Regions from separate parts of the Mus musculus genome. Here regions 1 and 3 are each linked to region 2. Evidence: chromatin loops called from intact Hi-C (ENCODE). Cell type or tissue: left cerebral cortex. All regions are shown on one strand. Region 1 holds the start of B4galnt3 (beta-1,4-N-acetyl-galactosaminyl transferase 3). Region 2 overlaps Wnt5b (wingless-type MMTV integration site family, member 5B). Region 3 holds the start of Wnt5b (wingless-type MMTV integration site family, member 5B).

Region 1 (8,000 bases), 810 kb after region 2:
TTGAGTGCTTTGATGAAATAAAAATACAAGTAGGAATTTACTCATGGCAGGGTCGCCTTGGGCGGGGTCTGGGGAGTTTGTTAGATCTGTGGGTATTGCGGAGAGTGTGAAAACACTGGAGGAGGCAGTCTGGACCAGCAGAGAACCACGCATTCAGGAGGTGGGACTCTTGGAAAAAGAGGCGCACGCAAGGCGGGAAGGCCAGGCGTCTCTCTCGGAGGTGCTTTTTGAAAAGGAACCCCCGAAAGCTCGGCTGGAGGGGAAACAGCGAGCCAACCACTCCAGCAAGCCGAGGGCAAAGTTGGGGAGGCTCTGATCGCAGCGTGTGGCCGAGTGCGCCGCAGCCCCAGAGCCCGCGCTCGCAAACAGCTCTGTCCCGCGAGGCTGTGGCTCCCGCACGGTGGAAGGCGCCCCAATCCTCCACCAGCGCTCCGGATGTCCTGAGAGCGTCCCGGCTCCACTCTGTCCTGAGTGGGCAGGCCAGGATCAGCGACCCACAGTGGCCTCGACAAGCCCAGGTCCCCAGGAAAGCGCGGGGCGGCGCCGGCACCTGGAATCAGCTCGGAGAGGCGGGTCCCCGCCCGGAGCGCCCGCCCACCTCCGCCACCTCCTCGCCCCCCGGCGCTACTTACTGTGGTTCAGGGGGTTCCCGCCGGCCTGGGCCGACGCCACCAGCTCCAGATACAGAGTCCAGAGTCCCACCGATACTACGGCGAGCAGCAGCAGCAGCCGGAAGCGCCTCCTCAGCAGCTTGATCGGGCGCAGGAGCAGCATCAGCAACGCGGCGCGGGGGCTCCCCATGGCGCTTCGCCCAGCCTGCCGCTCCAGCACCCGCTACCCACCCGTCGTTCCGGCCCGGCTCCGCCGCTCAGCGCGGCGCACAGCCAGTCTCCCCGGGTCGCTCTCCAGCGGGCCGACTGCTCATGCTCGACGCGTTGGGGTGATCCTGGGCTGCGCGGGTGCCTCGCAGGTCGTTCTCCGGCCGCGGAGCCGGGCTCCTCCTCCCCAAGTGTCCGCTCCACGCCTCTCCTCGTCGCAGGCCCGCCACCTCCCTCCCTCTCTTCTTTCTCACTCCAGCGCTCTGCCCAGGAGGCTCTCCTAGTTGCCCTCCGGCCCCTGCGCTTGCTTGCTGCAGTTAGGGCGCTTTCTCTCAGCTCCGAGCATTACCTTACTCCCTACCTGTCCCGCCCACGCCTTGGCCCCGCCCCCAGGCGCAGGTGGGCCCCGCCCCCTAGAGAATGAGGGAAGGGGAGAGGTGGGGCCAGAGAGAGCTGGTCCCTGGCGTACTCACCGGCTTGGAGTTATGTGGGAGGGTGTGTGGGGTGATGATGAGGGATATGGGACTGAAAGAAGATGCGAGCTAAGACATGGACTCTGTGAACCAAGAAAACCCAGTCACCGTCAAGATATTCGAAGGCGCTCTTTCGAAGCTTGCTGTGGGGCTGAGACACATTTTTTTTAAGTGACCTCTGTGACTTTGGCCTCAGGACCTTTCTCTACCTAGAAAGACCCTAGTCACAATTAACTGACACTTCATTCAATCTTAACTGTCTTCCAAGTCAAATTTGAATACCGTTTTTTCCCTGGCGCAACTACAACTGAAAGGCACCAGGGGAGCCTTTACAAGGAGTTTCTCCAGTTTTAGGTGTTTTGGGTGAAAGATTGTTGGAGATTAAAAAAAAAAAAAAAATGGAGGGGCCACTCAAGAGCAGACCAAATGCTTAGCATTCAGGAGGCCCTGGGTTCCATCCCAGAACCATGAAAGAACTAGGGAAATGGAAAGGGGGTCTGGCAGAACTGTAGAGATGGCTCATCTATTAAGAGTGCATGGTCTGGGTCTGGAGAGATGAGATGGCTCAGTGATTAAGCATCTTCCAGGGGTCCTGAGTTCAATTCCCAGCAACCACATGGTGGCCCTCAGCCATCTGTAATGGGATCTGATGCCCTCTTCTGGTGCGTCTGAAGACAGTTACAGTGTACGTACGCATAAACAAATAAATCTCAAAAAAAGAAAAGAGAAAAGAGTGTATGATGCTCTTCTTCAGGGCCTGAGGTGGGTTCCCCAAACCCATTAATTCCAACTTCCTCTTCTAGCTTCTGCTCCAGCCTCCACTCACATGAATATACCCACACAAAGAGGCACACATGTACATTTGAGAAATAAAATATTTTAAAAAGAAAGAAAAAATGAAAAGGAGAGGCACATCTTCCTTAAGCTGCCCGTACCACAGGTGGATTCGCGCTATTTCCTTCCGAGTCTCTTCTTTTCTCCCAACTCTCATGCCACATAAAAGGTCTTCTTTTATGATTATAGAAGCTTTGAAAGAAAGGTCAAGGCAAGCTTTTTAAAGTCAGCCAAGGTCAGCACAGAGACAAAAGAAATCTAGGGGTAGAGACTGCAGAAGAGAAGAGTGATCTGGCGTACATACCAATTGTAGGAGAAATGTTTAGCATACACAAAGCCTTGGTTTTGATTTCCAGTGTAGGTGAGTGCAGCCGCATGTATACGCGCCCCCATCTCAAAAAAATCCTTAAGAGAAGAGGAAGAGGGGAAAGAGACTGATAGAATACACATTACATGATAACAGAAGGAACCTGAGGGAGGAAGGCAGTCAGTAACAGAGGGGTAAGAAGTGATGAAAAGGCTGTGTGGGAGAGGGCTGAACAAGAACATAATGAAGTGTGTGAGTGTGCGCATGCATGCGCATGTGTGTAAAACTACCATAAGAAAACTCGGGAACTGGAGAGATGGCTCAGCTGTTACGAGCACTGACTGCTCATCCAAAGGTTCTGAGTTCAAATCCCAGCAACCACATGGTGGCTCACAACCATCCATAATGAGATCTGACACCCTCTTCTGGGGTGTCTAAAGACAGCTACAGTGTACTTACGTATAATAATGAATAAATCTTTAAAAAAAAGAAAAAGAAAACTCAACATTTGGTATACTAAACTCTAAAAAAGTAATTTTTAAAAAAAAAGATCTATTTATTTATTATGCAGACAGTAGTCTGCCTGCATGTATGCCTGCTTGCCAGAAGAGGGCACCAGATTTCATTATAGATGGTTGTGAGCCACCATGTGGTTGCTGGGAATTGAACCCAGGATCTCTGGAAAAGCATCCAGGGCTCTTAACCTCTGAGCCATCTCTCCAGCCCTAAAACATTAATTCTTTTAAAAAGGAATAAAAAGGTGCATAGAGCAGCAATGTTCTACGCAGAACAATACTTTTAAAAATAGACATCTTTTAGACTTATTTTACTTTATGTATATGAAAGTTTTTGTCTGCATGTATATATACCCTGTGTGTACCTCAGAGGTCAGAAGAGAGCAATATGGAATTACAGACAGTTGTTATCCACCATGCAGATGCTAGGAATTAAACTGAGGTGCCCTGGAAGAACAACCAGTACTCTTAACCACAGAGCCATCTCTCCAGCCCCTGAAGAACAATTATTATTCTACTACATGGAGAAACACTAAGCACCAGGCTAGAGTTGTAGCTCTGTTGGTAGAATGCTAACCTATCCTTCACAAAGGCTTAGGTTCAGACCCCAGGACCACACAACTCACCTGTAACTCCAGCACTCCAGGAATGAAGGCAAGAGGACCAGAAATTGTTTTGTTTGTTTTTGTTTTTGTTTTTTTGAGACAGGGTTTCTCTGTGTAGTACTGGCTGTCCTGGAACTCACTCTTTAGACCAGGCTGGCCTCGAACTGAGAAATCCACCTGCCTCTGCCTCCCAAGTGCTGGGATTAAAGGCATGCGCCACCACCGCCCAGCTGGAGAACCAGAAATTTAAAGTCATCCTAGGCTACGTAGTGAATTTGAAGCCAGCCTGGGCTATATAAAAGAGCCTGTCTCAAGTCCCCATCACCCAAAATAAGTAAGTAAGTAAGCAAGCAATTTTGCTATTCATCTTGGCAAAGCTTGATTTTTGTTCTCAACTCGCACGAGTCATTTATACAGAAGCGGTAGGGTTCACTGATTCATTTTGCAGATAAAAGAAATGGGCTCAGAAATATTAAATATTAAATGTTGTATAGGTAATCCATGAGCAGAACCCAGGACTTTGCAAGTGCTTTGCCCTGAGCCGCATCCCGAGCCCTGAGGTCCATTGCCTTCCCCTCCTCGGCACATGCTGCTTTCCTGGACGTTCCCCTGGAGAAACAAATTCACCCTGGAAACTCTGAGCACTCTCGCAGCAGCACATCTGCAACTCATCCAGACACGTTCTGCTTCTCATCCTTTCTCTCCCTGGCCTCGCTCATCAGTACCACCTGTCAGTCATCTAGTGAGGACATCTTGATTTCCATCCGTGTTTCCCTGAATCCGTTATCTACGAATAATTCTGCAGAGTTTGCTTCTCTGGAGTCGTTCCCAGGAACAGGCAGAACCCTTACTGAATTGATTGCTCTTGTGGTTACTGTTTGCAGCAGGGTTTCAGTATGTCAGGCTGGACTCAAATGATCCGCCTGCCTAGCCTCCCCACTAGCTGGCACTATACATGCACATCACAGCACCAGAACTGGACCCTCCTTGTCCACTTCTCTTCCTTTCCAGTATGGTCAGGCCCTTCCATCTGGATGAAGAAGTAAAAAGCAGGAGCTCTGCCAAAGCCCTGTGTCTGTGACCTTACACAGTTTGTCATACTAGGCAGGAAAAGTGATGGCTACTTACCATGTCCATGGAGGAATATGTGCAGGATTAACAAGGCTAACGGTGCAGACACCAGATAGGAAGGAAGCTACAACAGGAGAATCTCAAGTTCAAGACCTGTCTGGACTACAGACTGAGTTCAAAGGCAGCCTCAGCAAACTTAGCAATACCCTAACTCTTTTTTTTTTAATGTATTTATTATATATGTAAGTACACTGTAGCTATCTTCAGACACTCCAGAAGAGGAGGTCAGATCTCATTATTGATGGTTGTGAGCCACCATGTGGTTGCTGGGAATTGAACTCAGGACCTCCGGAAAAGCAGTCAGTCCTCTTAACCTCTGAGCCATCTCTCCAGCCTCTCTCTCTCTCTTTTTTTTTAAATGATGAAAAAACTGGAGATTTGCCTAGCATGTATTAGCCATAGGACCCACAATTCAATCCCCAACGCTAAAAATAAAGTTCAAGATTAAACCGTAAAGAAAAAAAAAAAGGATGTTTGAGCATGATGGGCAGTTTTGCTTTTAATCTTAACTCTCTGGAGGCAGAGACAGGCAGAACTCTGTGAGTTCAAAGCCAACCTAATCTACTTAGTGAGTTCCAAACCATCCAGGACTACATAGTGAGACCCTGTCTTAAAAACAAACAATGGGCTGGGCGTGGTGGCGCACGCCTTTAATCCCAGCACTCTGGAGTCAGAGGCAGGCAGATTTCTGAGTTCGAGGCCAGCCTGCTCTACAAAGTGAGTTCCAGGACAGCCAGGGCTACACAGAGAAACCCTGTCTCGAAAAAACAAACAAACAAACAAACCCCCCCAAAACAAACAAACAACAGGGCTGGAGAGATGGCTCAGTGGTTAAGAGCACTGGCTGCTCTATTGGAGGTCCTGAGTTCAATTCCCAGCCACTACATGGTGGCTCACAACCATCTGTAATGGGATCCGATGCCCTCTTCTGGTGTGTCTGAAGACAGTGACAATGTACTCACATACATTAAATAAATAAATAAATAAATAAATAAATAAATAAATACTTGTTTGTTTTTTTGAGACAGGGTTTCTCTATATAGCCCTGGCTATCCTGGAACTCACTTTGTAGACCAGGCTGGCCTCCAACTGGGATTAAAGGCGAGCGCCACCACCGCCGGAGTAAATAAATAAATCTTTAAAACAACAAGTACATAAGTACATACTAAAAACAATAAGAACAAAAGAAAGGGAGAAGGGATGATAATCTTATGCTTGGGTTAAAATAAAGTGTATGGGCTAGGGAAACTCCTCTGGAATTCACATACTAAGAGACCATGACTTTATCATAACCCCTGCCCCAGTTTTTGGCACAGTATTCAGGGAGCAGAAGTATGTGCTTTGAAGTTTTCACTAGGCAGCCCATTGCTGGGACATACTTCCCCTTTCAGTTCAAAGCAACACTGTACCTTATACACGCATTATTTCTTAGACAGGATTTCACATAGCCCAAACTGTCCCCAGACTCCCTTCTACAACAGGATGGCCTTGACCGTTTGATCTGCCTCCGCCTCACAAGTACTGAGATTACAGGTGTGTATCACTGTGCCCAGTTTATGCTTTGTGTTTTGAGATAGGGTTTTCTATGTAACAGGCTGGCTGAAGAGCTTCTTGACTCGGCCATTGGTGGCTTTGCATGCACACCACAGATCGAACTCAGAGCCTTACACATAACAAGCATTTTACCATTGAGCTACATGCCCACATTTTCTCTTTCAGTTGACCAAGTCTGACCCAATTATGCCACCATGGCCGTTCTATGTGCTTCTTGGAGCTTCATGGCTGCTAGGAGAGCATCCTGGCCACTGAGCCGTATCCCAGCTCCTGCCTCCAAATCATTACAGCCTCTCTCTGCCTTCTATCAGTGTAAGGGATGCCCCAGCACATTTATGGGGGGTGGGGGAGAGAGCTACAGCTTTATTTGCTCAGGCTTTTCAACAGAATAATATCAATTATTTTTCTCCTCTGAAGTTTGCTTTGTTGCTAGGAAGCCCATAGGAAAAAGCACTCTTCTTCCTCCTCCTCCTGTCCTCTCCCTCCCACTCTCCTTTCCCCTCCCCCCATCTTTTTAGGGTATTGAAACCAAGTTGTTGTTTTGGTTTTTTTTTTTTAAGATTTTATTTATTTGTCATATATATACTGTTGCTGCCTTCAGACACACCAGAAGTGGGCATTGGACCCCATTACAGATGGTTGTGAGCCACCATGTGTGGTTGCTGGGAATTGAACTCAGGACCTCTGGAAGAGCAGTCAGTGCTCTTAACCGCTGAGCCATCTCTCCGGCTCCCAGAAAAGTCATTTTGATTTCTCTTCATTTTTATTTTATTTTATTATTTATTGTTACTACAGTTGAAAGTTTATCTTATCACCTAGGGCAAGAAAAAAAAAAACAAAAAAACAAAAAACTTCCTGGATTCTATTTAGTTGTTGCTGAAACAAGAGTCAAATGAGCTTCCCTTGGATCTCTTCCTGTTTCTTGGTCATTAATCCCACTCCAGGAGCTGCAGGTAACTCTCAGTGTGAACGCGTACCTAGATGCCTGAAGCCCTGGGTTTCATCCTGGCATCTGTGCATGGCTGCCGAGTAGGAGTTCTAAACCCTACTTGAAAGACTTACCTTCCTTCAGAAAGACACTCTCCTGTTTACATCCTGCCATCTGATAGATACTAGAGATGGCAGAGAATCCTGAAGTTAAAAAGTAAGATGTGGCAAGTCGTTACTCTAAGCAGAATCTTGCCGGTGCTCAGTTCATGTCTACCCGCTCTGGGGTTCAACACTCCTCTCTGGGGTCACCGGCCACCAATGAGGACTTGGCGTGGTTCTTGTAAATTTGCACATACACAGGAGTTTGCACTCTCAGGGAGCGGCACAGACCAAGGACCCAAGAAGCAGCTCTTCTGCACATTTCAGCTCTCTGGCACCACCTTCTGCATCTCTGAGGATGTTCCCAGCATTTTCAGAATAGGCTGTTGGGTGCTGGGCCTCTAGTGTTCCTGTCCCTATTCTTTTGAGAGTTTTGTTTCTCTTCTCTTTTTTCTCCTCTCTCCTCTCCTCTCCTCTCCTCTCCTCTCCTCTCCTCTCCTCTCCTCTCCTCTCCTCTCCTCTCCTCTCCTCTCCTCTCCTCTCCTCTCCCCTCCTCCTCCTCCTCCTCCTCCTCCTCCTTCTTCTTCTTCCTCTCTCTCTCTCTCTTCCCCTCTCTCTCTCTCTCTCTCTCTCTCTCTCTCTCTCTCTCTCTCTCTCTCTCATTGTTTTTTCCAAGACAGGGTTTCTTTGTGTAGCTTTGGCTGCCCTGGAACTTGCTCTATAGACCTTGCTGG
Region 2 (8,000 bases):
GCAGCTCAGGGCAATGACATCAGAAGGACTGGCGTGGCGTGCTGGAGAGCTTGGCCAATAGCCGGCAGATATGGCGCTTTGAATTTTATACTTGGAGAGTCAATAAGATGCCATGCAGGTGACGTGAGAATTCTGCCTCAGAGTGGAAGCTGATACAGACTTTAATAAACACTAAGATGTGGCCCATGTGTAACTACTTCTGGAACCACACATGACTCCAGTCCCTTCAGAAAGGTCCTGCATTGGAGCATTCTGGGAGGAGAAACCTTAACATCCCCCACCCCCACCCCCCACCCCAGAATGCCCTAGGTTATCACTGCTGCTTGATAGGAACTGTAGCGTGCAAACTTCGATATGTTTTATGAACACCGCGTTCAGGGTTCTTCCTGAAGCTGATCAAAGTTCAGGTTCACAAATAGCCTAGAATAGGTGCTAGAGAAGCCAGTGGCCTTGGGTGTGTTGTTCACTGTCCCCAGAGGCCTGAGTCAGGACCCACAGTAGTTCCGGTAGTAATGCTGGAAGCCTGTGTTTTGAAAACCTCGGAACTAAGAATGCTCACACATGTAACACACTATGCATACCTGCCTGCATCATAACTTAGGGTCCAGCTGCAGGAACTCTGGCTAGTTCTCCTCGTCAAGGGTGGAAAGGTTGACCTCACTCATGTCTCCTTGTACCCTCCATGGTCCTCAGAAAGTAAAGAGCCCGCTTTTGTTACTATCAAGCACCTCTTTAAAGACGGGGTCTCATGCAGCCCAGGCTGTCCTCAAACTCATTATATGGCCACAGCTGCTCTTGAACTCCACAGAGTGGAATTACGGTGTGCACGGCTCACCTAACTGACACTAGGCCCGTGAGCGTTATCTGCTCGGGGAAGAACAATCATGTTATGCTGCCTGTCTGTAATGGCCGCTCATGTCATGGACCCAGGATATGGGAATTGGACGGTAGGGAAATAGTCCAAGACATAGTTACTATTTCTCAAGCAATATGGGGTCATTCAGCCTTGGCTTGGGCAACACCGCTTTCCTCATTTGGTAATGGCACAAAGTATTACAAAGGTCAGTGATATTGCATCTCCTTAGGAAACTCTTCCCAAACTACCCTTATTTGCATACACATCTGCTTCCATTTCTCAGTCTAGGGCAAGGCTTTCTGAGATTCGGTCTCTAAATAGGAGCCAAACTCAGTCCTGATATTTCTTAGACTCTGGAAAAAAGTTACAGAGGCTGGAACTGAACGGATAGATAAGGGACGGAGGAACGGCAATAGTTAGACTACTAGGGCAAGGCCTGGTGGTACACGCCAGTAATCCCAGTGCTTATGCAGGCAGACAGATCTCTGTGAGTTAGAGGCCAGCCTGGTCTACATAGTGGAGTAATAGCTGGCTAAGGCTAGATGGTAAGGGTAGTAATATTTTTTAATTAATAAACCCCGTCAGTGGGTTTGCCACCTGCCTCGATGCTTCATGTTCCCGAAAGAAACACACACACACACACACACCTCACACAGCCTTAATTTTAATATGCCTGGGCCACTTTGTAACCTCTACACGGTTAAATCCCCCTCCTGCCAATAGTCCTGAGTTATTACTTACTGAACTCTATATTCTATCTTGACTGCTCTGGACCCAGAGGGCAGCTCAACTGTGTATCTGTCTTTCATTTGGGAACACAAACTGTTGAGGTGGGCGGTCTGTTCCATCCCTGTGCCTTACCAGGCTCACAGCTGGCCACTGCTGGGAACAGAGAAGGTAGTCAGGTTTGCAGAGCCTGGACGAGAAAGGCGAATGGCCTTTCCACTCTGCTGAGGTCAGCCCACCTGACACACCTCTTCTGCCACCGTATGTCAGAGGCAATAGACAGAGAATCAGGTGGCCTCCTGGGACAGAAGTTAGCCCATTTTTTCCATACATAGAAGAGTCTGATTGTCCAAAGACCCAATAAGAATTATAGAAATGCATCAGGGCAGTGTTGGCACACACCTTTAATCCCAGCACTCAGGAAGCAGAGGCAGGTGGATTTCTGAATTCAAGTGCAAGCTGGTCAACAAAGTGAGTTCCAGGACAGCCAGGTCTGTTACAGAGAGGAACCCCATCTCAAAACAAACAACCACAGAAGGAACTACAGAAATGCATTACCAATGAGATGAGAAATCCATTACCAGTGATACCATACATGGCTCAGCAGCAAACAGCATCGTTGTTTGCTCTAGAAATAAAGATGCTTAATTAAAGTCAGGCAACAGGCACATTCCCACAAGGTGGAGGCACATTACTAACTAGTACTTAGTAGAGTACTTAGTGCTTGCTTTAGCGTACACAAAGCCCTTGGGCATTATAGGTATGGAGAGACGACTTACTCCTGCAGAAGACAGGTGACTTGACAAATACGGAGGGGCTCTGAGAGTCTACTCTCAGCCTAGGCTGTCTTAGTTCAGATTGCTATTGCTGTGATGAAACACCGTGACCAAAGCACCTTGGGGAGGACAAGGGTTATGTGACTTCCACTTCCACATCTCAGTTCATCTTAAAAGGAAGTCAAGACAGCAACCCAAACAGGGCAGAAGTCTGGAGCAGGAGCTGATGCAGAGGCCATGCAGGGGTGCTGCTTACTAGCTTGCTCCTCATGGATTGGGCAGCCTGCTTTCTTTTAGAACCCAGGACCACCAGCCCAGGGATGGCCCAACCCACAATGAGCTAGGCCTTCCCTCCAATCAATAATTTTAAAATGCCCTACAAGCTTGCCTACAGTCAGAACTTATGGAGGCATAAAGAGTTCAAGGCCAGCCCAGGCAACATAAGACCCTATCTCCGCACAAAGGAGGGAGGACAGAAAACATCTTGTTCCATGACACGCTTCATTTTACCTTCATTTTAGGACATGTACACAGGATTTACCTCTCCTGCTGTTAATGAAATTGAGCTGTGTCCAAACAATTTAGAGGCAGAAAACAGACAAACGTGGTTTCCTTTGCTTTTACTTAATTAAAATGGTTTTGGACTCAATATAAAGCAGTAAAATTAAGTGTAGACAACACAGTTTATTCTTTGGTGAAGACAGAAGACAGAATTTACCCACCAGATCTGCAATTTCTGGATCTTGTCAGTAGGTGGCAGCATTGTCTATGATTTGGTGGCTGCGTTGCGAGACCACCCAGCCCTCCAGGCTAACAAATCCTTTCTCTTGATGTTTCCCCCACTCGCAAGAGTTCTGCCAGGATCTAAGAGTTGACAACTGGAACATTATTTCCTCCAAACACTGAGACTGGCTTTTTAAATTTTTTTCCTTTTTCACCCTTTGGTATGTATACGTGTGTAGGCATGCATGTGTCTGTGAGTCAGTCTGGACAGCAAGCACCTTTACCTGCTGAGCCATCTCAACAGCCCAAGACTGAATTTTAAAGCACCAGCGAGGTGACTCCTGGCACCGTGTCTCTGGGGTGTTACTGTTTCATGGGGATCCCTGAGTTCTAGCAGCTCTGCTTTGGTGGGCCTGGGGGAAAGTATCAGCTGATTCCTTAAGGCTCCTTCTCGAAAACTGTTGGAGTGCTACGTTTGCCAAGTTTGGCAAGTGGGGAGAAATTTTACAATCATGCATGAAGATAGAGCTAAGCATCCTGTTACTGTGAAAGAAAAATAGAAAAAGAGTTGGGAGTTTACATTTTTGTTCTAATTCACTTTAATTATCAAAGGAATGCAGTATATTCACTGCCCACATGAAGCCGTCTTTGTAGAATCTAAAGGGGCCCGTGAAGCCAGACCCTGATGGGTCTAAGAAGGATGTGAGGTTTCTTGCACGGTGTAAATGCAGAACGTAGACGAGAGAAAGGCAGCCGAAGACAAGCATGCACTCAGAGCCGCGGGGCCACCCTGGCCAGATTCCACATGCTGCAGTGAGGGGTGGGCTGAGGGCGTAGAGGATGGGCTCTTGTCCTCTTGACACTTAGAGTCTCTGAGGTCAGAGAATCAGAGCGTGGGTCTGAGGCAGCTGCTACTGCCATGGGACAAAGGAGGGAAGACTTCTACCAGCCTGTGAGCCGGGTGAGCCCCGATTATTAGCTCAAACATACAGAGCTCTTGTTTTGTTTTGTTTTGTTTTGTTTTGTTTTGTTTTGTTAAGAGAATGAATAAGACAGACCTCTAGTATGCGCTGCGCTTGAGTGTGAAGAACATTGCTATTCCCAGAACTACCAAGAGGACTCTTAGAAAATCATGAAATCTCCCAGGGGAGATTATGGAAACCCGTTATGGAAACCATTGCTGAAATGTGTCTCTGAGTGACTATATAGAACGGAGCCGGGTTTGGAAAGAACAATGCCAGGAAGGGAGTCTGCAGACAAGAGAAAGGTCCCCACATGACTCGGAGGACCGAGGACGCTGGATGACAGGACCCTCACAGCCCTGGGCACGGAGAGGGAGGGAGGGAGGGAGGGGGGCTTTGATGTGCAGCCTCCGACAGCTTCGCTTCTGGCCTTCAGGCTTTATATTTATGTGTTGTCATCTCTCTGTCTCCATCTCCCTCTCCCGCCACCTCCTGTACGTTTTCTCTAGTGAAGGTTTTAAAGAACAGAGTTTTTTCTGTGAATTTCACTTGAGGCAGGAATACTCAGCACTTCAGGCCTGAAATGTCCTGTCCAGAGCCCTGCAGTTGGTACCCAAGGGCCTACATTCAGCAGGTAATGTCAACATGGCTTTAATGCACACAGGGAGAAGCCAGGGCCTTCCAGGGAGGGAGACAGTGTCAGATCCCTCATGGGCCCTCCAGGAGGCAACTGACTCCCACAGCCTGAAATTCCATTTCCTCAATGAAGATGGAGTGTGGCTCTGGGGAGCCCAACAAGACAGAAGCTTATATTTTAGATAACTTTCCCCAGATGTCCACCCAAAGGAACCCCCAGTCCTAATAGCAAGACTATAGACAGAACGTTCTCTTGCCCGCCACCCCCCCCCACCCCCACCCCCCCGCACCCGCCTTCCCTAATCCCTCAGTGCTTCCTTCAAACAGTGTCCATCTGCCCTAAAAAGGGACCCAGCACCAGCCTTCCTTTCTTCCTTCCTTTCTTTGGTTAGCCCTGGCTGTCCTGGAACTTGCTCTGTAGACCAGGCTGGTTTTGAACTCAGAGATTCGTCTGCCTCTGCCTCCCAAATTCTGGGATTAAAGGTGTGTGCCACTACCCCCTGGCTACGTGGGCCTTTCTTGATTTCTCCTTGTGAACTGTGAGCTGTCACAGTGAATTCCAGGCGAGGTGGACATAACCAGAAGCCTAAGCAGACATTAGTCCTACCTCGCACATCCGTGACATCCCAGCCCCAGCTGCTACACTCACCCCACTTCCTCATCTGCCAGGAACTAGCAAGAGAAATCAAGGCACTTGCATGCAAGTCACTGCAAGCTCCTTCCCACCCTTCTACAGGCCCGAAACAGGCTGCTACCACTAATCTGCCCCTGGTTTGCAGCTCATCGGCCTTTGTCCTCTAAGCCCCTGATAATGGTTTTACTAAAATCCCCTTTTGATGGAAAAAGTCCCAGCTGGACATTGCAGGGTCCAGCATAATGTCCACGTCTGCAGGCCCCTCTGCCTACCCCACAAAGGCCTCTAATCAAGTGGAAAATGTGCTGGAGGCGGAGGTCTGGGGCTGCAATTATTTTTTAAGGGATTACTAGAGAAGAATAGAAGCAGCCAGGACCGCCCCCACCTGCTCTCCCCTTGGCCCTGCTTCAGACATATACTGAGTCTCTCAGAGACCAGAGCCACACTCTTCCTTTTCCCTGTGGAGGGGCAGCCACCTCGGAACACCACTGTTGCAGAAATAAAGAGTTTGGGGAAAACTTGCAATTCCCGTTTTGACCCCATTTAAGATCTCATGTATATAACCACTGTCAAACAGGATACTGAGTGTGGGGCGTGAACTCATTCATTAACCTCTAACCCCTGCCCTGTATGCCTAGGGGAGATTTGCCCAGTGCCCAGGCACTGCCAGAGTCTGGAGCACTCACTGGGGCTTTGGAGGGCAAAAGGTCATGTTCCCACCTTGCCTGTTACCCCCTCCCCTCTTTCACACACACATACCGACCATCCCTCACCACTGAGCAAATATCCATCCCACGGCAACGCTTAATCTCAAGGTAATGTGTGGGTAAGATCTGCAATGTCAAGCACTACTTACGGCAGTCTTTGAGAGCACGCACTCCCAAGGGAGTTTGTCTGTATCTCACAGGGCCTTTGCGGGTGTCATTTATACACAAATCACCGAGCATACAATTAATCACAGATTGGTGACAACTCCCAGCCTGGCCTTGAGTCCCTGCCTTCCCCATCAGCCTAGGTAGCTGTTCTCCTTACTAACCCTAGCTCTGGGCCATGGATGCAAAACTGATTGCGGATTTCTAACCCCACTCTGGAATGATCAAGGATCTCACAGTTCATCTGGGAAGCTTCAAAGCCAGCATGGAATTCACACTGAACGTCAAGCTGAGCGGCAACTTCTAGTTCCTTCTCCAAACCTTTGATCAGACACGAAACAATTGATTGGAAAGGAATTTTTGTTCTCATCCGTATCAAATGGCCAGCTGCGGGTGATGGCACACCTGTATCCTAGCGCTTGAGTAGAGGCAGGCATATTGACCTGAGTTTGAGGATGGGCTGGTCTATCAGGTAAGTTTCAGGACAGTCAGGGGTTTGTAGAGGCCATTCCTCAACAACAAGGAGACGTGATCAAAGTAGATCCTCTCATTAGTTTCTGATTGGGGTGCTGGTCTGGAACTCAGGGTCCTGTGCATACCAGTCATGCACCTCGTACTGTCTGGGTTTATGTCAACGTGATATAGGCTGTAGTCATTAGGAAAGAGGGAACCTCAATAGAGAAAATGCCCCCTTAAGGTCTGACTGTAGGCAAGCTTGTAGGGCATTTTAAAATTATTGATTGGAGGGAAGGCCTAGCTCATTGTGGGTTGGGCCATCCCTGGGCTGGTGGTCCTGGGTTCTAAAAGAAAGCAGGCTGCCCAATCCATGAGGAGCAAGCTAGTAAGCAGTACCCCTGCATGGCCTCTGCATCAGCTCCTGCTCCGGACTTCTGCCCTGTTTGGGTTGCTGTCTTGGCTTCCTTTTAAGATGAACTGAGATGTGGAAGTGGAAGTCACATAACCCTTGTCCTCCCCAAGGTGCTTTGGTCACGGTGTTTCATCACAGCAATAGCAATCTGAACTAAGACAGCCTAGGCTGAGAGTAGACTCTCAGAGCCCCCTCCCTACTTAGGACAGTGTTGTTGAATCATCTGTCTTCTGCAGGAGTGAATCATATCTATGACTTTTTGGATGAAGATGAGCCACCTCAAAAAAATGTGAAGCGTTCAAGGGTGTAATGGGTAGCTTTAACTACTAACTTGATACAATTTAGAACTACCCGAGATGTGCATCTCAGTGAAGGACTGCCTAGACCAGATCTGTCTGTGAGGATTGCTTGATTACATTAATCGATATGTGAAGATCCAGCCCACTGCAGGCAGCATCATTCCCTAAGTTTGGGTCCTGGACTGTATGAGAGTGAAAGTCACATAACTCATAAGAAAATGAGCTTCGTAGTAAGCTTTGGACTGTGGATTCGGGGTGACTAGTTCTAAGCTCCTGTGGCCCGGATTCCCCTGATCTGACAGACTGTGAGCTGAAGCAAAGCCTCTCTCCCCTGGGTTACTTTCTGTCAGGGTATTTTATCACTGCGACAGAAATGAAACAAGGACAACAGGCACAAAGTCCATGTGGCTCTGACTCCTCGTTACAGGAAACTTGTGGACATTAGTTTGTGGCATAGCGAGCTGTCTGAAAGCTTTAATTCCAATTTTTTAAAGATATAGTTATCTTATTTATGTGAGTACACTGTTGCTGTCTTCAGACACACCAGAAGAGGGCATTGGATCCCATTACAGATGGTTGTGAGCCACCATGTGGGTGCTGGGAATTGAACTCAGGACCTCTGGAAGAGCAGTCAGTGCCCTTAACCAT
Region 3 (8,000 bases), 53 kb after region 2:
AGGGGATTTTCGGAGGGGAAACTAGGAAAGGGGATAACATTTGACATGTAAATAAAGAAAATATCTAATTAAAAAGGAAGAAAGAAAGAGAGAGAGAGAGAGAGAGAGGAAGAAAGAAAGAAAGAAAGAAAGAAAGAAAGAAAGAAAGAAAGAAAGAAAGAAAGAAAGAAAGAAAGAAAGACTGAGAAAGGACAAGGCTCAGGCCCTCCTCTCAACACCCTCCCTCTCCTCCAGGGGACACACATCTGAACTTCCACTGGCGTGCCTCCCATCTAGGCCTGAGGCACAGCCCAATGACTTCCACAAACTACAAGGGCAAACTGTAGAGGAACAGGGCTCAGAACTGAAGGGGACTTTGAGACAACCTGATTTACACTAAGTGACAGAGAAGAGAGGTATACACACATCCCACCTCCGAAACAGAAATGAGGACAAAAATCCAAGGGAAAACCAGGACACAAAAACAGACCACTTGGGACAGATGAGTTTTGGGGATTTGGGATTGGAATCTGGAGTTGCCAATTTCAGAAGAAAAAAAAATCCACCTCTTTAGCATCCTTTAGTGGTGGCAGTGCTGCCAGCAGCATACTGAGTGAGGGGACCCCAGAACCTGAGAGTCAGTGCCCCCTGAGGGCTTACAGCAGCCGCCCCTGAGGAGATTTCCTGAAACCTTCGTGCTTGGCGTTTGGAAAGATGTCAAGACAAGGCCCCCACCCGTACCAACCCAGGCTCCAAATCAGGCGGCAGGGAAGAGCTGAGAAGAAAGCCACAGGGGTGGGAAAGCAGGGAGGACAGAGACCAACTTTAGAAAGTCTGAAAGAAGACTCACATGGCACAAAAAGACCCAACTGTAACCACAGGGACGAAGTCAGGAAACACGGCCACAGCAGTCAGCCAGTGGTCACAGCAGACGGAGAGCCAGGGGGTCAGGCTGGGATTCAGAAGGCAGAGGTTTAAATTTAGCCAGGTAAACAGGCGCCCAGGGGTGGCGGCGGTCGGCTTGGGAAAAGCAGGGCAGTCACCTGCCCTCTGGCACCTTGGTGGCTCTTGCTGAAGGAAAAGGCCCAGACAGAACTGAATCCACCTCAGCAGGTCCATTTCTGGGACTCCACCAACATGAAGCTAGGAGAAGCACGCAGGTGTGTCTCCGAGAGAGGTTCAGGCCCTCGTACCCATTATCATCTCTAAACCCTGGATTCCCTGAACTCCCAGATACAGTCTGAAAATGCTGAACAGAAACCAGCCTGGATGCCTGGATATGAGGCTCCCAGCTCTCTCCCCACACGGGGATTTGTCAGATCTCCTGCCGACCCAAGTTAGAGAGGCTTGAATTACAACCACTCCTTGGTACATCACAACGGAAGCCCTGAGGACTACACGAGCTGTGGGTCTGGTGGATGCTGAGGAGATTAAGGAGTCGACGATAGTGATGTGGAGAGGATCGGGGAGGGGGGAGGGGGGGAGCAAACTCAGAATCGCAGACTGCTCCCGCCACACTACAGACGCCGGAATACAGCAATCCAGAGCCATCTTAGAAGTGAGAGTCAGAACACACCAGCCTGGCCTCTGCCCCTTTCAACAAGAACAAACAACAAAATTCTTTTTTAAAACCCTGTTTGGGCTAGGAATGAGCTCAGACACTGATTACTGACTGGCAAGCTCAATGCCCAGAGTTCCAGCCTGGGCATCGCAAACAAACAAAGTCTTTCAGTTGCCACTAGGGCTAAGAGAAGGGTAAAATACAGAGGAGGAGAGCAACCCAAGATTTTTTTTTCCTTTCACAGTATATGTCTCCCAGCAATTTCGGAAATATTGTGTATGTGCGCAATGTGTGTGCGCGCCCCTGCCTACACACCTGGGATGGCACCCAGGGCCTGAAACACACAGTAACCACACACTCCAACCACTGAGCTACATTCTAGCCTGACCCTTAAACTTTTATGCTTTCTAGACAGAAAACTAAGGAAAGGATCATTTCCGACCAATAAGATGCTCTGCAAGGTGGCACAATTACATCCGGACTGTAGAGGTAGGAGGTTCAAGACACCTTAAGAAAACACCATCTCTCACACACCTAAATACTCAGAGTATAGAAGCCTAGGAAAGCAGGAGTTCCACAGATGGGAACGGGCCAGCTCTTCCAAGCCTGGATGAGCTCCTTTGGCAAGGAGATCGCCACACTGTGTCCACTGTGTCACAGGTCCTCCCGCAGTCTTTAAGGAAAGAAGCGTGGAGGGGCAACAAAGGTAAAGAGGGTTGGGTGTGGTGGCGCACTCTAATCCCAGCACTCGGGAGGCAGAGGCAGGCGGATCTCTGAGTTTGAGGTTAGTCTGGTCTACAGAGTGATCACACTAGGAAACGATGTGAAACAACAACAAAAAGCTCAAAGACGATGTCTGTCACAGCCGCTCATGGTGTCTGCCACCTGCGCTTGTTGGTTAGGAGCCCTGGCTTCCCGTACAATTCCCTTCTTGGGCACCTGCCCTTCAACATCTTATGAAGACACAACGCTGCCTTCCTCCTCAGGACACTGGCCCCCAGTGTCTCTGGGCATTGTTTTTTGCCCCTCCTCCTTGCTAGTTATAGCTACCAATCATGTGTCAAAGAGAGATGTGATACTATTTTGAAATAAAAGGAAACCATCCTGCAGCCTTCCCCACCCAGCCTTGCACCAAGGTGGGGTTTTTACTAGGTCAGGCCTGTGGCTGCTGGACCTGAGATCAGGGCCATCTCCAGCCTGGGCCTGAGATCAGGGCCTCATCTTTGATAAATAGGCAGGCTCTCCTCCGGAATGAATCCACGCAGGAACAGTGGCTCAGGGGAAGATGGTCCAGCTTTCTGGGAGTGTACCTACTACTCGGGCCTGTGCTGTCTGGCCAGTCACAAAAGAGAAACCCTAATATGTCCACATGGACCTGCCTAAGTGCTGATCTCTGGCAAGGAGTGAGCCCCTGCTTGCTTGCTATCTCTGTTCCTATATTGACAGCCAGAACACCAAAGTTCTGGCAAATGGGAGCCTTTCTCTGAGGTGGCCTGAGTAGTTGAGGAGACTGCTAACTTGACCCTGGGTCTTTTTTTCTTCCAGGTACCAGGCTGAAACTGCTCAAGGTGGCAGCTGCTGAAAGCTTTGCCAACGTGGCCTGGCAGTGCAAAAGCATTGAAAAGGGACCTTGGTTATGGGGACAAACGTTTCCTCCTCCATCGATTCACTGTGCAACTCACCCTGGGCTTGAGCCACTTCAGTTTCTCTGCCTGCAAAACAGAACCGATCGTTCTAGAAGCAAAGTGAGCAGTGTTCAACAATGACTTGTGAGGATGCAAATACCCAAGAAAGTTGGGTCTGACCAGAGTGTTGGGCCAGATACCCTCTGAGGCGCCCCGCGAGGATGGACAGAGAGATGCAGAGGAGCAGTCGAGAACCAGACAGCACCACGTCTCCAGTGTGTGACCCGCGGTGGCCTGGGACAGGAACTTGGGCTAAAGTCATCCCTTCGCAGTACCTGTCGGAGACACTCCGCGCCGTTCGTCGCGCGCAAAACTGCAGCTGGGCCCCGGCGAGCCAGGAAAAGCGGAGCAGCTCCGGGTTCCCCGCTTCGCGGAGGCGACGCGCAGCGCCCCGGGGGCCAGTCCCGCTCCGGGCCAGGCGCCGTACGAGCGCAGAGCCCCTGGACGCTCGCGCCCCACCTGCCCGCGCCAGGCACCCGCGCGCGGCCCCAGCTTTGTTCGCAACGGCCCGCGGAGCCCGTCGCCGCGCGCCCCTTTCCCGCCACCTGGCCACACAGCGCCCTCGGCCGGCGCGGGGCCGACTCCCGAGCTTACCTGCGGGGGCTGCGGCGTCGGGTCGTCCACGGGACGGGGCAGCCTCGGCTCAGCGCGCGGGCCGCTCGCGCAGCCGCCCCGCACTCCTCATCCGCGGCCGGAGCCTGCCCGCCCGGAGTGCCCGGTCCGCCCTGATGGGCGCTGGGCGCCCGGAGCTCCGACTCGGCCGCAGGCTGCGCGGTCTCGGGGTCCGGGGAGACGCGTTGTCCCCACCGTCCCTTCAGGCGCCGCTAGCGCCACCGGCCTGGAGCGCGGGACCCCGAGAAGTTTCGGCCCCGACTTAGCGGCACCGTTGGCGGCCACGGCTCGAGTGCAGCGCCGGCGCGGGGCGCGCGATCCCGGGGCTCCGCCGCCTGCGCCCCGCCCCGCCCCGCGCCGCCTCCCCGCCCCCCGCAGCCCGCGGCCGCGCGCGACGCCCAGCTCCGGAGGGCTCCTCCCCGGAGCCGGACCGGCCCCCGCACCTGCCTTCCGCGCCCCTCCGCGCCCACTGTCCCGCAGACTCTGCGGGGACAGAGCACTGCAACCGCGCGTGGACGTGGAGCGCGGACGCGTGACTCACCTTTTGGTGACACCCTTTGGAGTCCGGAGCTGCGAAGCGACCCGGGAGCTATTTCCACTCTGCAAACCCCGGTCCGGACCCACACAGGCAGGTCTCAGACTGGGACTCTGATGCCTGGATTGTTCTAGCGGGAAAGGCTTCTGTCAGGACTTAGGGCCCAGTTAGTCTCCGGATAAACATGAGGCACATAAAAGGACCCTACCGTTAGTAGCCTGCAAAGGTCACTAGAGGCCAGTGTTTGGCCTTAGCTCAGGGCAGAATTTAAACACTTTTATGGCGGTTCCTATAGTCTGTTAGTCTGTTTCCTCACAGAACACCACAGTGAGCTGCCCAAGGAACCGGAAAAGGTGAAAGGAATTAGAAGAGGCTTTGGGGAGTCCAGGCCTCCAGCTGGTGGCAGAACCCTGTTCCAGATCCTGGTTACATGGTGCCCACCACGAGCACATGATCTGAATCCATTCTGCAGGTTGTGAGTTTGTCACCCTGCTAAAGAAATTCCCTCGAAATTCAGTTCGGTGAGGGGAAGGAACCAGCAGTAATAATCAAAGACACTGTACTTTTGACCTAGAAACCAAAGAAGGGGACAGAATCCCCCTTCTGGGCATTAAAAAGACAAGGAACTCATCACACTGAGGAGGTGTAAGGAGCTGTTGTTCTCAGGGGTCACAATAGGAAGAGTTAAGGGATATTTTCATCAAATGATCCCTTAATTGGAAAGAAAGGCTCTTGGAATTGGGGTGGCAGCAGCCCAGGTACTCCGGGACTTTTCTCACTTGGAAGTGAGCGTGGTTTACAAGATCTGGTCCAGCCAGTAAATCAATGCCTTATGATAATTATAGGACCCTGCCCTCTCAGGGAGTCCAGTTCAAGGGCTTTATCCTTGGGGACACATGGGACAAGGGGAGAGCCATCTAAAACAAGCACAAAATCTCTGAGTTGGCTTTGTCAGTTTATAATTGGCTCCAGTATTTCCCTCTAGTGAATCATTCGTTCTGGGCTTCTGGCTTTGTGGAAGTTTCAGGGAAAACCTGGAGGTTGTAATCACTCCAGAAGGCCACCTGGGAACAAAACCTGAATGCTGCCTGGGGTTCAATCCGTGAGCTCTCACCATCCGGAAGTTTAAAGTCTAGAGAAACAGGATGTGGGGAGGTGGACCCCTAGAATGCTCATGCTCGCCCAGGGTCATTTTGCTCTGCCTGCCCCTCGCTGACAGCGTGAGAGAAGCAACTCAGCCAGCAGCCAGCACATCCCTCCTTCCCTCCTTTGTCCAAGATACATCAGATAGTGGCCCTGTGGGAAGCCCTTGCTCAGCTAAGATGCATATCATGAGCAGGCTGCATAGCCTGGGCCGTGAGCTAGCGAGGTCTATACAGAACCTGTGCTCCAGAGGCTGGCAAGAAGGTCTGCTTTAGATTGATTGGCAATCTGGCAGGATCTAGTATTGCCTTGGAGACAAATTTCTGGGCATGTCTTTGGATGATTTTTCTAGGCTGGTTAGTTGAGGGGAAAGATGCCCACTAAATGATGGAATGAGTAGGAGATAGCCAGTTGGACATGAGTATCTATCGCTGTCCACTTCTTGACCACAGATGTAATGTAGCCAGCCACCTCCAGCCTTGCCATGATGACCAGACGCACTACAGAGTGAGACCCTGTCTCAAAACAACCAAATAATAATATAAAATAATAAAGAAAAAGAAGGAAGGACAAGAAGTTTGTCATCGGCATGGACTACACAGTGAGGTCCTACATCAAAAGGAGGAGGAGGAGGAGGAGGAAAAGGAGGAGGAGGAAGAGGAGCAGGAAGGAGAGGAGGAGGAAGGAGAAGAGGAGAAAGAGGGGGAGGAAGAGAAGGAAGAGGAAGCATCAACAACAGCTGGGCTTTGGTGGTGCATGCCTTTAATCCCAACACTCAGAGGCAGAGGCAGGCAGATTTCTATGAGTTTGGGAGCAGACTGGTCTATAGGATGAGTTCCAGGATAGCCAGGGCTACACAGAGAAACCTATTTTGAAAAACCAAAATAAATAAGTAGATACATAAATAAATACATAAATGAAGGGAAGGAGAGAAGGGGAGAGAGTGGGCAGATGGGAGGGAAAGGAAGGCAAGCCTGGGAAAACTAGGAAAAAATAGTTGGTCCTACAGGAATTTCAGTGACCTCAGCTCTGATTACTGAAGGGACTGTCTTCAGAACGCACAGGCCAGCACCCATACTTGGAGGTCTCTTCTAAGCCATAACAACTAAAGAGGAAAGGGGGACCCCTTGACTCTTGGGGCTTTCTCTTTGGCCTATCCTTAGGTCAGCTGTTGCCAGACCCAAGGCCATGGGGGAGATCTTTGGACAGCTGGTTCTCTATGCAGAACACCTTCAGGTGGTAATCCTCTAGGCCAACCAAGGCTGCTCACAGGGACCATTGCAAAGCGTTTGTTTTGGATACACAGAAAGTGTTCCCTTCCGGGAGGGAGGGGGTGGACTGAACCTGCAAAACCTAGAACAAGACCATGAGGTAAAGCTGACGACTTTCAGCCTGACAGCTGTCCTTCAGTCCCTGACCCGCAGTGCGCTTGGTATAAAGCATTTGTCTTCTGCTGGTTCTCTGAGTATAACACAGAAGCTCGAGTTATTTCTAAGAATAAGAGCTTTCAAAAGTAGTGAATCTGACCCAATATCCACCCAATATCCACCATGGACTACCCAGACTCACAATAGCTGGGACACTTTGGGGACTGTTGGTTAAGGGGGAGTCCACTTACATACCTTCCAGCAGGGTCTGTGTCTTAGTTCCTCTTCTGTTGATAAAACACCCTGACGAAAACAGCTTGAGAGAGGGAAGTTCATTTGGGCTCACGCTTCCAGAGGACTTTCTGCCCGCCATGTTGGAGAAGTCTGCTATCACACTCCAACAGCAGTTCAAAAACAGAGACAGAACAGGACGTGGGGCTGAGCTATTGAGAGTCAAGGATGGAGCTGCAGAAATGGCTCCTTTCTTGAGAGTACTTGCAAAGGATACCTGGGTTCGGTTTCTAGCACCCACATGGCTGCTTACAAGCACCCCTAATTCCAGTTCCAGGGGATCCAACATCCTCTTTAGGCCTCTGCAGGCATCAGTCACATATGCAATGCACATACAGGCAAAATACTCACACACATAAAATAAAAAATCAGTCTTAACAAAAAAAAGTCATGAATCCTTTAAAAAAGGGGGGTGGTGGTGGTGAGAGGGCTCAGCGGGTAAGAGCACTGACTGCTCTTCCAAAGGTCCTGAGTTCAAATCCCAGAAACCACATGGTGGCTCACAACCACCCGTAATGAGATATGACACCCTCTTCTGGCGCTTCTGGAGACAACTACAGTGTGCTTTCATATAAGAATAAATAAATCCTTTAAAAAAAAAAGTCAAGGCCTACTCTCCACTGGTATTCTTCCTCCAGCAGGGCTTAGGTACCTCCTGAGGTATTTACAACCTTCCCAAACAGCAACACCAGCTAGGAACCAAATGTTGAAACACATTAGCCTGTTGGGGACAATATACTCTGGGTGCCAGTAGGCTCATGGGTATCTTATGATGTAAAATACATTTAATCCAACTTCCGAAGTCCATAGTCTATAACAGTTCCAAC

Evidence for each region. Hi-C counts contacts between places; a loop is a spot of excess contacts. Peaks named below come from ENCODE experiments on the same cell type or tissue, not always from the same donor. Only the 100,000 strongest peaks of a DNase experiment are listed, where the experiment ranks them.
Region 1: a loop joins it to region 2, with 2.4 times the contacts of the local background. A loop is called at or near these places in 2 of 42 quality-filtered maps.
Region 3: a loop joins it to region 2, with 2.2 times the contacts of the local background. A loop is called at or near these places in 7 of 42 quality-filtered maps.

Annotation. Positions count from the first base shown.
Region 1 is chr6:120,293,759-120,301,758 of GRCm38, forward strand. It overlaps B4galnt3 (beta-1,4-N-acetyl-galactosaminyl transferase 3), which reads right to left and starts at 1,139. Exons shown (of 20, transcript NM_198884.2): 1 at 633-1,139. The coding sequence starts at 801. In left cerebral cortex, CTCF peaks have their summits at 3,035 (motif pointing right) and 7,601; DNase peaks (open chromatin) are centred at 232, 377, 391, 795 and 3 more places; H3K4me3 peaks cover 1,363 bases; H3K27ac peaks cover 356 bases.
Region 2 is chr6:119,486,808-119,494,807 of GRCm38, forward strand. The region is part of intron 1 of Wnt5b (wingless-type MMTV integration site family, member 5B); the gene reads right to left. Among named protein-coding and RNA genes, the nearest start is that of Fbxl14, 11 kb to the left of the region's middle. In left cerebral cortex, CTCF peaks have their summits at 3,110 (motif pointing right) and 4,173; DNase peaks (open chromatin) are centred at 3,164 and 3,309.
Region 3 is chr6:119,540,162-119,548,161 of GRCm38, forward strand. It overlaps Wnt5b (wingless-type MMTV integration site family, member 5B), which reads right to left and starts at 4,186. Exons shown (of 5, transcript NM_009525.3): 1 at 3,820-4,186. It overlaps Gm52875, which reads left to right. Exons shown (of 2, transcript XM_030255703.1): 2 at 3,086-4,186. The coding sequence starts at 3,387. The coding sequence ends at 4,103. In left cerebral cortex, no CTCF peak of the experiment used is centred here; a DNase peak (open chromatin) is centred at 4,466; H3K4me3 peaks cover 1,364 bases.